Linked DNA regions of Homo sapiens: regions 1 and 3 are each linked to region 2. A link is a loop called in an ENCODE intact Hi-C map of the cell type or tissue named here. Cell type or tissue: PC-9. All regions are shown on one strand. Each heading gives the region's core, and the rest is flanking DNA. Links, peaks and the distances in the headings are about the cores only.

Region 1 (3,788 bases), core at 831-3,330, 780 kb after region 2:
TAGATGCAGATTACTTAAAAGATAAAATTAGTGACACTTGGTAACTAATTAAATAGGTCACTAAGAAAAAGCAGTAAGAAAAGATTCAGGGATCACTGCTAGGTTTCTCACTTGAATGAACTCAGTATATGGCAATACCATTAAATAAGGAAAGAAGCAGAAGAAAGCATCTGAAGGCAGGGTAAGGGGGTAGACAGTTGATAAGTTCTATTTTAGACCTGTTGAGTCTGAAGTGCCAATGCAACACTAAACAGAAATGCTCAATAAGTATTCCAGCACATGAAACTCAAAGCCAAAAAGGCAGAGTTCTTCAAGTCAAATGGAGCTTGTAGAAGTACTTGATTAGGCTCACATTATGTTTAACTTTAAAAAAAATCAGAAGATGTCACTTAAAAAATGAGATTTCAGGCTGGGCACGGTGGCTCATGCCTGTAATCTAGCACTTTGGGAGGCCGAGGTGGGTGGATGACTTGAGGTCAGGAGTTCGAGACCAGCCTAACCGACATGGTGAGGCCTTGTCTCTACTGAAAATACAAAAATTAACTGGGCATGGTGGCATGTGCCTGTAGTCCCAGCTATCCAGGAGGCTGAGGCAGGAGAATTGCTGGAACCCGGGAGGCAGAGTCTGCAGTGAGCGGAGATCGCACCACTGTACTCCAGCCTGACAACAGAGTGAGACTCCGTCTCAAAAAAAAAAACAAAAAAAAAACAAGATTTTATATCAGATCTGGCACTACTGAGCATTCATGGCAATAACTGGCTGGAGCTAACATCCAATTCCCCTCTTTAAATAGGGCATGCACTTCACTGCAAACCACAACCTTGTGATTCTCTCTATATAAATCAAAACCGACTTCATTCATTTATGTTAATGGCTTGGCCCATGAAGGCGCTTGTTTTTGATTTTTTTTTTTTGTGACCCTGGTCTAAAAACCCTAATCCCTGATCAGGATCACAGAAAAGATCAGGGCTAAAAAATAAATTTAGAATCAATATAGACTGTGGTTAAAACTGCAAGAATGATAAGGAGAGACACAGTTTTGAAAATCATCAACACAGGCTGAAACTTGGGGCAAAAAAATACTTAATCATGCAGACTTTGTGCTTTATAATATTTCTATTACCTTAAAAGTGGCCTTTACCATACTCAAATCTTAATTCAAAATTCACTTTCCCTGTGTATATTTTAATTTCTTCAGCAACACTGTTAGTCTTTAACCAAAAATGCTAAGTTTTCTATTTATTCCCAGGTAGCTTTTTTCAGGAATTGCTAATAGCATCCTACATATCTATATGCTCTAAAAATGCTAATTAAATTAAATAAAGTATTCCCCTTATACTGAGCATAAGTTATGCCCTGGAACTTGAAGAAACAAAAGAAGAACCAGAAGGTTGGAAATACACTCTAAGAGAGAAATATAATGGATTCATGTTATTTACCCTGGAAAAGAGAATTATAAGGAAATTAGAATAATCTAGGTATCCTCTATGGTATGGCCCTGTGCTGAACTTTGTAGGTGGTAAATAGTAACACAAAGGCGAATCTGACACGGTCCTTGCCTTGAAGAGTCTATGGGCTGGATGGAGTACTATCAAGTTCGATAGTCAGGTGAATTTCTTTCTGAGATGAGAGTTTTAATACATGAGAAATATATAACTTAAAGAAATATTCTCTAGCATAAGGCACCTAGAGAACCTCAATTTAATACCTTATAGTCAACAAAAATTAGATATGAATAACAAGAAAAAAGTCAAAGGTAAATTTTTGTCAAAAACAAATCTGTTTAGTTATTTTTTTAAATATAAATTATAAAAATTATGACTGCCTTCATAGGTAAGTATAAACAACAGGTATAAATTTATCTATCTTTCAATAATTTTTATAGGTAAAAGATAACTAGCTGATGTTACAAAAACCACAGATGAATAGCAGCCAATTTTGCAAAAGGCTAGATGGATACTGGACAGCTAGACAACCACTTATTTGGCTGCTGGAACTAAAGAAAGGAGAGTGTCAGTTCTCCCATCTATGCTATTTTTCTCCATGGTCAACACACAAATAACAATGGATGCTAGTCTAAACATCATCAGATCAGTGAGGTGAAGAGAAATGAAGTTAATAATAAGATCCCGAGTAAATATAAAAGTTTTAAAGATCTAAGAAGTTAAAAAAAAAAAAGCAAGAGAGAACCAAGGTATTAACAATATCACTGAAACACACAGAAAACACTAGAAATTCCCGAGAATAAAAACGCATCTTATTTATGTTGAACTTTGCTCCCTCTGGTGGTCACTAAAGGTTTTACTAGATGCGAGTAGAAACGGAGGAAGAGGACAAAAGAGAAGTGGAATTGCAGAAACTAAGTTAACCTTCATCTATATATCAGACAAACGTTCAATTTTCAAAGAAAACTTTTTTAAAAGAAGAATTTAGAGCTCAGTGTTACGGAGGTAGCTCTGAGGATTACAGAAACAGTCACAAGTGAAAAGATACTTCTAGGGAATGGGACTGAAAGTGTGTGAGTGTGTGGGGCAAGGTACTTGTTCTAAAAGTTTCATTTTATACTCTTCCACACTGTTTGAATTTTTGTTTCCATAAGCCTCTATTATTTTCATGAAAATATCATTTAGTGGACAATGTGGAGGAATACCTAAGTCTTTTTACAAGTTTACAATCAGTATATTTCGCTTCTCAGAGTAAAAGCCACAATCCTTATTACAGCAGGCTATATTACCATGTGCCCAACTCTGCCTCATTTTCTATTTCTCCACCCCTCGTTCTCATATACATTCAGTCCTTATTGCAGTTTCTAGAGTACGTCAGGCATGATCCTACTTTAGAGACTTGCACTAGCTGTTTCCTCTATACAGAATGTTCTTCCCCCTGTATGGCTCATTCTTTCACTTAATTTCAATCTATGCTCAATGTTACCTTTTCAGTGAGCCTCTCCTGACCATCTTATTTTAAATTAAGAAGGTACCCCTGCCTCCTGTGTGCCCTATCCTTCTTCCCTGCTTTCTCTCCACAGTGCTAATCACTTTCTAAGACACTACAACTTTACTAATACATTATTAATATTTACTATAATATTTACTTTATTACTTATCTCTGTCCGACTGTAAGCTTCCTAAGAGCAGGGGTTGTTCTGCTGTGTTCAGTGCTAAATCCCCAGCCCCTAGAACTACAACTTGCACACAGTAAGTATAAAACTAATGTGTGAAATAAATGACTGACTAGTATCAATAATACCTTAATACATGGTAGAAAAAAGAACAAAATGCCTCATTTTATATTTGGTTCAATATAAAATGGTAATCTATTACAGATTAGGATACAATTATATATGCAAAATACATACTATTAATCTTTTAATCAGTGATATCTGGAGAGAGATCATTAATGTCATTAATGGGCTGCTTTTTTGTTTTTGCCTAGTGTATATGACTAAGATACCAAATACACTCAAATGTAATCATTCTGCTATTAGTACTTGAAAGCTTTTGTATAATAGGACTCAAAAGAAATAGTACCCATGCATCTTGAACAAGAATCTTCTCCAAAGAGCTATGGAAAATATCAGATACTACCCGGGAATTATGAAAAAATACCTAATTCTTTAATTTGGAAAATGTCCTCTTCTAGAACTATTAATATTTATCAGGAATAAAAACACATCTTTTTGTCCAGAGTGGAAAATACATTAAAATTACTACAAGACTTACAGTTTGGTGGTCCTGCTTTACATGTCAACATTATTTATTTACAAGCAAGGAAACCACTTCAGAAC
Region 2 (3,788 bases), core at 538-3,037:
TTCTTGTCACACCCACATGAAACAGTTGAGAAGCCATGAGGGAAAAGAACTCAGGACCCAAAACGTTGCTCCAAAAATGTAATTCTCTGCACACCTGGCTGCTGAAGCTGCGTGCTGTAATCTGAAACCCATTTCATCAAATAGTTGCTAAAATGATTTGCTGCAATTTTATGACTAATTTTATCTACTGCCATCACTCACTAATCAAAACTTGCAGCTCCCTAGAACCTTATTAGTGCCAAAGAACTTTCTCAAAGAGCAGTATGTAACGTTTCTCTTATTTATTTTTATTTGTTTATTTATTTATTTATTTTTGAGACGGAGTCTAGCTCTGTCACCAGGCTGGAGTGCAGTGGCGCAATCTCGGCTCACTGCAACCCCCGCCTCCCGGGTTCAAGCGATTCTCCTGCCTCAGCCTCCCGAGTAGCTGGGATTACAGGCGCCCGCCACCATGCCCAGCTAATTTTTGTATTTTTAGTAGAGACGGGGTTTCACCATGTTGACCAGGATGGTCTCGATCTCTTGATCCGCCCGCCTCGGCCTCCCAAAGTGCTGGGATTACAGGCGTGAGCCACTGCACCTGGCCACATTTCTCTTTTTTATAAAACCCCCAACCTTCTCTTTGTTCTTCAGACATACCAAAGACCGCCCTGTATGCCATGAATTGCAATTCTTTCTTCCCAAATGAAAGTGACAGCCACTGTGACATATCCAAGGGTTTTATCCCTCAGACATGCGAGCATGGGCATAAGAAGCTGAGAACTCCTATGTTAGAAAGTAATTTTATTTTTAATAAGTGAAATAGAGTAGCAATAGGTTACTGTAACTCATCTGAATTTGATTATCCACTATGTAAGTTCTATATTCTTTTATCTCCCATAGTGGTATTTTCCTACCAAATATTGTAAAAAATGTAATGTGGGCCATATCATGAACAATACTTGAATTGTGATGGCTTTTTTCCCCTCTCACAATACTGGCCAAACGGATGGCAACGTGGGGAGAGTCGAAACAACCTTCCCAACAGTGAAGCCGGTGGCAACTCTTCTTTTGTTTGTTCATGCCATGACATTGATTGGGCAAGATAAACTGATATCATTGGAACCTTTGTGAAATCTTAACAAAACTGAATTTGCTGTTGTCTTTGAAATGAGTCTTTAGGAGTGTCAGGGTGTCATAAGGAGTGTTTGGTGTCATAAGGGCATTGGCCGAGGGTTAGTTGGTAATACTGCCCGGATAGCTGAGCTTTCAGCAGCAGCTGCTAAAACGGAGAGCCAGGGCAAAGTAGTGTGTGAAAACCTCATTCGAGTTTTCAACTTGGAGATGATAAGCCCAGGATTTCTCTACCTGAATTACTCCTCAGAGTAGACTTGGTGAGGGGACTACTTCACCAAAGCTGGATTTTTAAAAAATTGTTTTGTTCTAAAGTCAAATTAATTATTCTTTAGAGGGTTTTGCTTTTTCCTTGCTGCTAGGTGGCGCTCTAGGACAGGAGTTCTGTTGCCAGGCCAGCTGCTAAAAATCCTTCCCTTGTGTGTTTCATCGCAGGTTTTAGAGTTAAAAATGGAGCTAAGAGCTAACTTCATCCAACCCCTCTTTTTACTTGGAAGAAAAAAAAAAACAAGTTAAGTGACCTAGAACATGAATTCATTGGAAATAGGTTCTTAATGTGTGATCTTCCCACAGATTAAAATTTCCCTTTCTAATTTTACCCTCCAGGAAATGGCCACAGAGCACTCCCTTTTTACAGAACTTAAACTTTAATACTGTATAGTTATCTATTCTTTGAAGGTGGTGGGGAAACACCAACAACCCCTAATCTCTTTCAGAAGCTACAAGTACTGATTCTATCTTGCTGCATTGAAAAAGTTTTAAGAAAAAAAAATCACTTTGCCATCTTTATTTTGGCCTTTCCATGCAGATGTGTTTTCACCTCCTTTATAAATTACTGCTATAGGAAAAAATAGAAAATTTTTACAATTTTGGCACATTTTTTAGTCTTTAAAATGATTTTTTTAATTCCAGGGCATTAAGTTTTGTGTTTGTCTGCCTTTCTGGGGGAAGGTTCTTGGCTTGCTCAGATTCTCAAAAATGATTAAGAATGCCTGCAGGAGGCCGGGCGCAGTGGCTCATGCCTGTAATCCCAGCATTTTGGGAGGCCGAGGTGGGCAGATCACCTGAGGTTGGGAGTTCAAGACCAGCCTGACCAACCTGGAGAAACCCCATCTCTACTAAAAATACAAAATTAGCCAGGTGTGGAGGTGCATGCCTGTAATCCCAGGTACTCGGGAGGCTGAGGCAGGAGAACCACTTCAACCTGGGAGGCAGAGGTTGTGGTGAGCCGAGATCGCGCCATTGCACTCCAGCATGGGCAACAAGAGTGAAACTCCATCTCAAAAAACAAAAACAAGAATGCCTGTAGGAATTCTGCATCCTGTAATATGACTATTTGCTCACCAGATTCTCGGTGAGATGGAAAACTGATTAACCCTTGTGACTTCACTCTCAAATGAAGACAAGCAAATTCTGTGGTCAGAGCCTGGTTTTAACTCACATCAGGAGTCAGCTCTAATAACCATCACTTACAGAGGACTTTACAAATTGCAAAACAGCAGAGGCTGCTGCCAACTAAAGTTTAAATCACATTAACACAAGGATAGTATATAAGACAAGGGAGTAGTTTGATAAGTTCTACACCTCTGTTGGCTTCTAGGAAGCAAAACGTTTACAAAGAAGATAGACCAGCATTCACAAGAGAACTGATCGGATAATAAGAGTTTTATGGAGTTCATATGTGCCACAAGCTGTTTATTCTGTGTGCTTTTATATAGATTACATCATGTAATCCTTGCAACAGCACCATGGGGTAGGTGGTGTTATTACTCCCATTTTACAGATAAGGAAATCAAGGCACAGAAATGCATTTTGCCAACATCATGTCAGAAATTAATATTGTATTACAATAATCTTAATATCCAATTACTAAATGCTCATTATATGCCAAAACTTTTACATATTTAATATTTACAGCATCCTTGTTACTATTCTTTTTTTTACAAGAGGAAAAACTTGAGGATCAGAAAATTATTTACCAAGAATCACGCTAGTAAGTGGTAGGACCTTAAATAAGTCAGATTTCGCCAAAGAGTTGCCCATATTATCTTCTTATACTTCTCCGATTACCTATTAAACCAATTCCAGTTCCACCTACACCACTCCACCAAAACTGCTCCTGTCAAGGTCTCCAGCAACTCCATGCTGAATCCACTAGTCAGCCCTCAGTCATCCCATCTGACTTATCAGTAGCATTTGATACACTTGACAATCCTCCTCCCTGACACTTTCTGTCCTCCCAGCACATCTCATTCTCTAGGGTTTCCTCGTACTCATTGGTCAAAGCCTTAGCATCTTTTGTGCCTCCTCCTCTTTTTCCTGGCCTCTTAATGCTGCAGGGCACCAGGCCTCATTCTCTTGGGAATTCCCCCAGTCTCCTGGCTTTAACTACCATCTACATCTATAGGAAATCCTGTTGGCTATGCTTCCAAAATGTGTCTGGAATCTGCCGGCTTCTCACCAACCCTACCTCCACCACCAGGTCAGAGTTACTGTACTGAGCCTGGACCACTTCGCAGCCTTGTCTGGCTTCCCTGCTGTCCACAGTGCTCTCTCACTCTGCTCTCCACAAAGCAGCCAGAGGGGCCCTTTCAAGCTCCAAGGCAGCTGGCATCCCTCCTCTGCCCAAGGCCCCCTGAGGGCTCCCAGTCTTACTCAGAGTCCTTACAATGGTC
Region 3 (3,788 bases), core at 831-3,330, 1.2 Mb after region 2:
TCAGTTTTTTTAAGTGTTGTAAATATAAATAAGTTCCTTGCCTTTTTATCTCTGTGTGGATCTTGTTTTGAAAATATGAGGAGTGAATTTTACTAAGTTGCCAAATTTGCTTTATTCTTTGTGAACCTTAGTAGATGAATTGTAGTATCTTTTTTAATGTAGCCATGATGTGAATTATTGAATGACACTTCTCAGCTAGACCCTATATCTGCACATAGAATGAAATAAATACATGTCAGAACACACGAACTATACCTAGATAGTAAGTAAATAATTTTTTAGGCATTTTAAGTTGATAATTTATGACATAATGTTGTAGTATAAATATTCAGCTCAATTTGTTTTTAATGAAGAAAAATTTTTGTGGAAATAGTTTAAATGTGAAAATGTGATTATATCAGAGCTGGGCTATTCATGAGAATCACATGTGGACCATTTAAAGAAATACCAATTTCTTTCCCTACCACTGCCTTTCTAAGAGAAGCAGCTAAACAGTGATGTGCTAGTATATGTTCAAGAAACCAGCTCTTGGGTGGGAGTGGGGATAAGGAGCATTGATTCCTAGTGTTTGCTGATTTCCACGGTGTAAATACTTCCACTATAGCCAATTTCAAGCTACTAAGATGATAACACTGAATGTGGAGTGAGGAAAAGATGTACAGTAGCACAGCATTATACAGTATTTCCATCATGCAAGTACAATAAATACATCCAACCTCGAGAATAAAAGCAAAAATTAATAAAATTAAAAAGTAATGAATTTTGAGTATGTGTTACCTTTGTTTTAATATAGCTATTTATAAAGTTATGTAAGTTAATTTTTAATAATGACTGAGTTTGACAACCAGCTTCCAGAGTTTCTGAAAATTTAACAATTGGCCTCTCATAAGCTGATGAGAACTGATGTTCACACAACACTGAAGCTCCAAGGCAACTATTTTTTTTTTAACTAATTGATTGCAAGTAATTTGCCAACCAGTTGTTTTTCTAAAATACAGATCTGATCCTAAAGCCCACGAAGGCGTTCCACAGTCAGACCCAGATGAGTCTTTTTCAGCCTCATTTTAAATCATACCATTTCTCTCACATCTTCTATATGTCACCTACACTAGATGTAGGTAACTTGTAGCTTCTCAAACACACCTGTACTTCCCCCCACCTTCTCATTATCTGCCTTCTCAGTATCTTCCTTCAGCCTCGAATGACCTCACCTTATCTGCCTGACTTTTGCAATACTATTTATTTATCCTTCTAGAACTAACTCAAATGCTGCTTTCTCTTACTTCCTACTGTTGGAAACATTCCCATTTGCCTTGGTGCTCTCATAGCCCTTTGTTTATACTTCATTTTGAGCTCAAATTTATCAATTTATAATGAATGAATGTTTCACTCTCTAGATTATAAACTTCTAAGGGGTGCCTTTAAATCATACTGTACTTATTAACACATTAATATAACCTAAAAGTGGTTAATGAACACTTGCTTATTTTAACAGAAAAAAATTATGAACGATGCATGATATATCCTTCACTTTCTATATCTTTGAGAAACTGACCAAAATTTAAACTTTTTTGAATTAGATTTGTACGCCTTTTTTTCCTGGTGATGCAGAACCATATTAGTAGTTATATACCTATAGCACACCTAGAGACATTTCACAATGGACTCTAGAGCTTACCAAAGAAGAATTTCATTAGATAGTATATGAAGCAGAAATGATTAAATTGTATAACTATATTTGTGAATCATTATTCTCATTTAGTGTGCCTTATAATAAGTATTTTCAGCATAAAGCCAAAGGTTACTTTATAGTGTTCCCAGCAAATTAGGCCTTTGTATCAATAAACACCCTCTAAGAAAAGCTAAAATATCATACTTTGCTTTGTGACTTGAGAGAAATTTGCTTTCATACATATCCTTAAGGGTAAAATCCTTATCACTCTGTTGTTTTCGGGCATTTTATCTAGACTTAGGATTATCTGGTTGCCATCATGATAAGTATGGACAACATCTAAGTGTATGAAGGAAATGTTCTAAAGTAAAAACAATCCAAGAATTTCTTGAAGCAAATGCACATTCCTTGTTAGTAGTGTTTCAGGAATCTTTTTCATATTTTGCACTAGGCTGCCACCTGATGGCAAAAGTTAAAATTGCATCTTTTGTAACATTCGACGCCTTCATTGCAATTATACAGATTTTTATGTATTCAGCATAGAGCCTCCAAAACTTTTATACATTTGTGTAAGTGTTATGTATTCAATAAATGTTTGATGATTGCTTTGGACCTCAGGGAAATCATATTTATTATTTAACCTTTGTTAGACAGTGATCTTCCTACGATCTGTTTAAAGCTTTGCTTTCTTATGGAGCTATTTTAAGAATCTGTTTTAATTAGTGTTATTAATGAAAAATTTTACTTAAATGTAGTAATTTTCTCTTTTCTCTTTCCCTCTTCTTTCTTCAGAACGAGGTCACTCGGACACTATGGTGTTCTTTTACCTGTGGATTGTCTTTTATATCATCAGTTCCTGCTATACCCTCATCTGGGATCTCAAGATGGACTGGGGTCTCTTCGATAAGAATGCTGGAGAGAACACTTTCCTCCGGGAAGAGATTGTATACCCCCAAAAAGTATGTATAAAGAGTGTGTTTGTTTAAAAGAACAAACTTAGGTATACCACTAGCTAATCCTGTTGCAGTACAGACCCAACCTCTAATTATATTACTCTAATATAATTAGAAAAATAATTAACAAAAATACTAATTCATTCGGTCAGCAAAAATATATTAGATGTTTACTATATGCTAGGTACTATAGGAAATCAAAACAAAGTAAAATTCTCATTCTCAAGGAAAGCCATAAACTATGTTCAGATAAGTAAACAAATTGCAATACAATGCGATAAAGACTGGAATGGAAGAATAAATAACTTACTGTAGTTTATGATTTGTTTTTGAACATGGAATGCCCTCAGTCTGAAACACTCTCTCTCGTCTGCTTTGTAAACACCTGTTCCTCCTCTTTAAAAGTCAGTTTAAGTGTTACTTTCTCCAAGAAGCCTTTCTTTATTTTTCCTAGCATAGTCAGCTATTCATCTTAATCTTTTTTTACCCTATATAAACTACCATTATAGCAGTTATCACACTGTATTATAATAATGTGCTTAGGTGTCCATATTCTTCACTTCCAAGCATAATTACTGGTCTATAGTAGACTTAATGTTTCTGGGATGAATGAATAAATACTTGACTAAATGAAAAGTGTCATGAAAAGACAAAGGAGAAGGAGTGGCTGACTCTGCTTGATTGCATCAAGAAGACTTCTCCTTTCATTTATTTCATCTAATATTTGTTAAAATCAAGTGCCATTTCAATCAGAAAACATAGATAATTCTTTAGGAATAATTCTTTAGGAATTATTTTAGGATTTTTTCTATGTATTAATAAAAAGACAAGAGGGGCTGAATTAAAAAGTCAAAAAATCAAAAATATCTGTACTCAGATATTTTAGTAAAGGATAAATACCATGATTAGACCTTGAAAGAAATTAAACAATGAACTGGTAATCCTGAATGTGAATGTAAATTCTAATCCCAGCTCTTTCACTAACTAGCTATATAATTGTCTGCAACCAGACTATAGTGGATTCTTGTTTATGAGGTAAGTATGTTAAACTAGATTATCTCTTGATCTTTTCCCAGTCTAAAATTCTGTGATGGAGAGGGAAGTGTAGATTAGGTCACTAACATTTTCTACTCTATCAGCATGTCACTAGAACCTTAAAATTG

The links. A loop is a pair of places that touch in the nucleus more often than their neighbours do. Peaks named below come from ENCODE experiments on the same cell type or tissue, not always from the same donor. Only the 100,000 strongest peaks of a DNase experiment are listed, where the experiment ranks them.
Region 1: a loop joins it to region 2, with 25 times the contacts of the local background. A loop is called at or near these places in 19 of 110 quality-filtered maps.
Region 3: it touches region 2 in a loop (7-fold over the local background); 2 of 110 quality-filtered maps call a loop at or near these places.

The regions. Positions count from the first base shown.
Region 1 is chr1:180,480,343-180,484,130 of GRCh38, forward strand. The region is part of intron 3 of ACBD6 (acyl-CoA binding domain containing 6); the gene reads right to left. Among named protein-coding and RNA genes, the nearest start is that of ACBD6, 20 kb to the right of the region's middle. In PC-9, for the core only: CTCF peaks have their summits at 2,266 (motif pointing left) and 2,467; a DNase peak (open chromatin) is centred at 2,269.
Region 2 is chr1:179,705,052-179,708,839 of GRCh38, forward strand. All of the region lies in intron 2 of LOC105371635 (a long non-coding RNA gene), which reads right to left. Among named protein-coding and RNA genes, the nearest start is that of FAM163A, 36 kb to the right of the region's middle. In PC-9, for the core only: CTCF peaks have their summits at 1,483 and 1,682; no DNase peak of the experiment used is centred there; H3K27me3 peaks cover 655 bases.
Region 3 is chr1:180,861,244-180,865,031 of GRCh38, forward strand. XPR1 (xenotropic and polytropic retrovirus receptor 1) reads left to right here. Exons shown (of 15, transcript NM_004736.4): 12 at 2,465-2,631. The region is part of intron 1 of LOC124904464 (a long non-coding RNA gene); the gene reads right to left. Among named protein-coding and RNA genes, the nearest start is that of LINC02816, 43 kb to the right of the region's middle. In PC-9, for the core only: CTCF peaks have their summits at 2,123 (motif pointing left) and 2,322; a DNase peak (open chromatin) is centred at 2,088.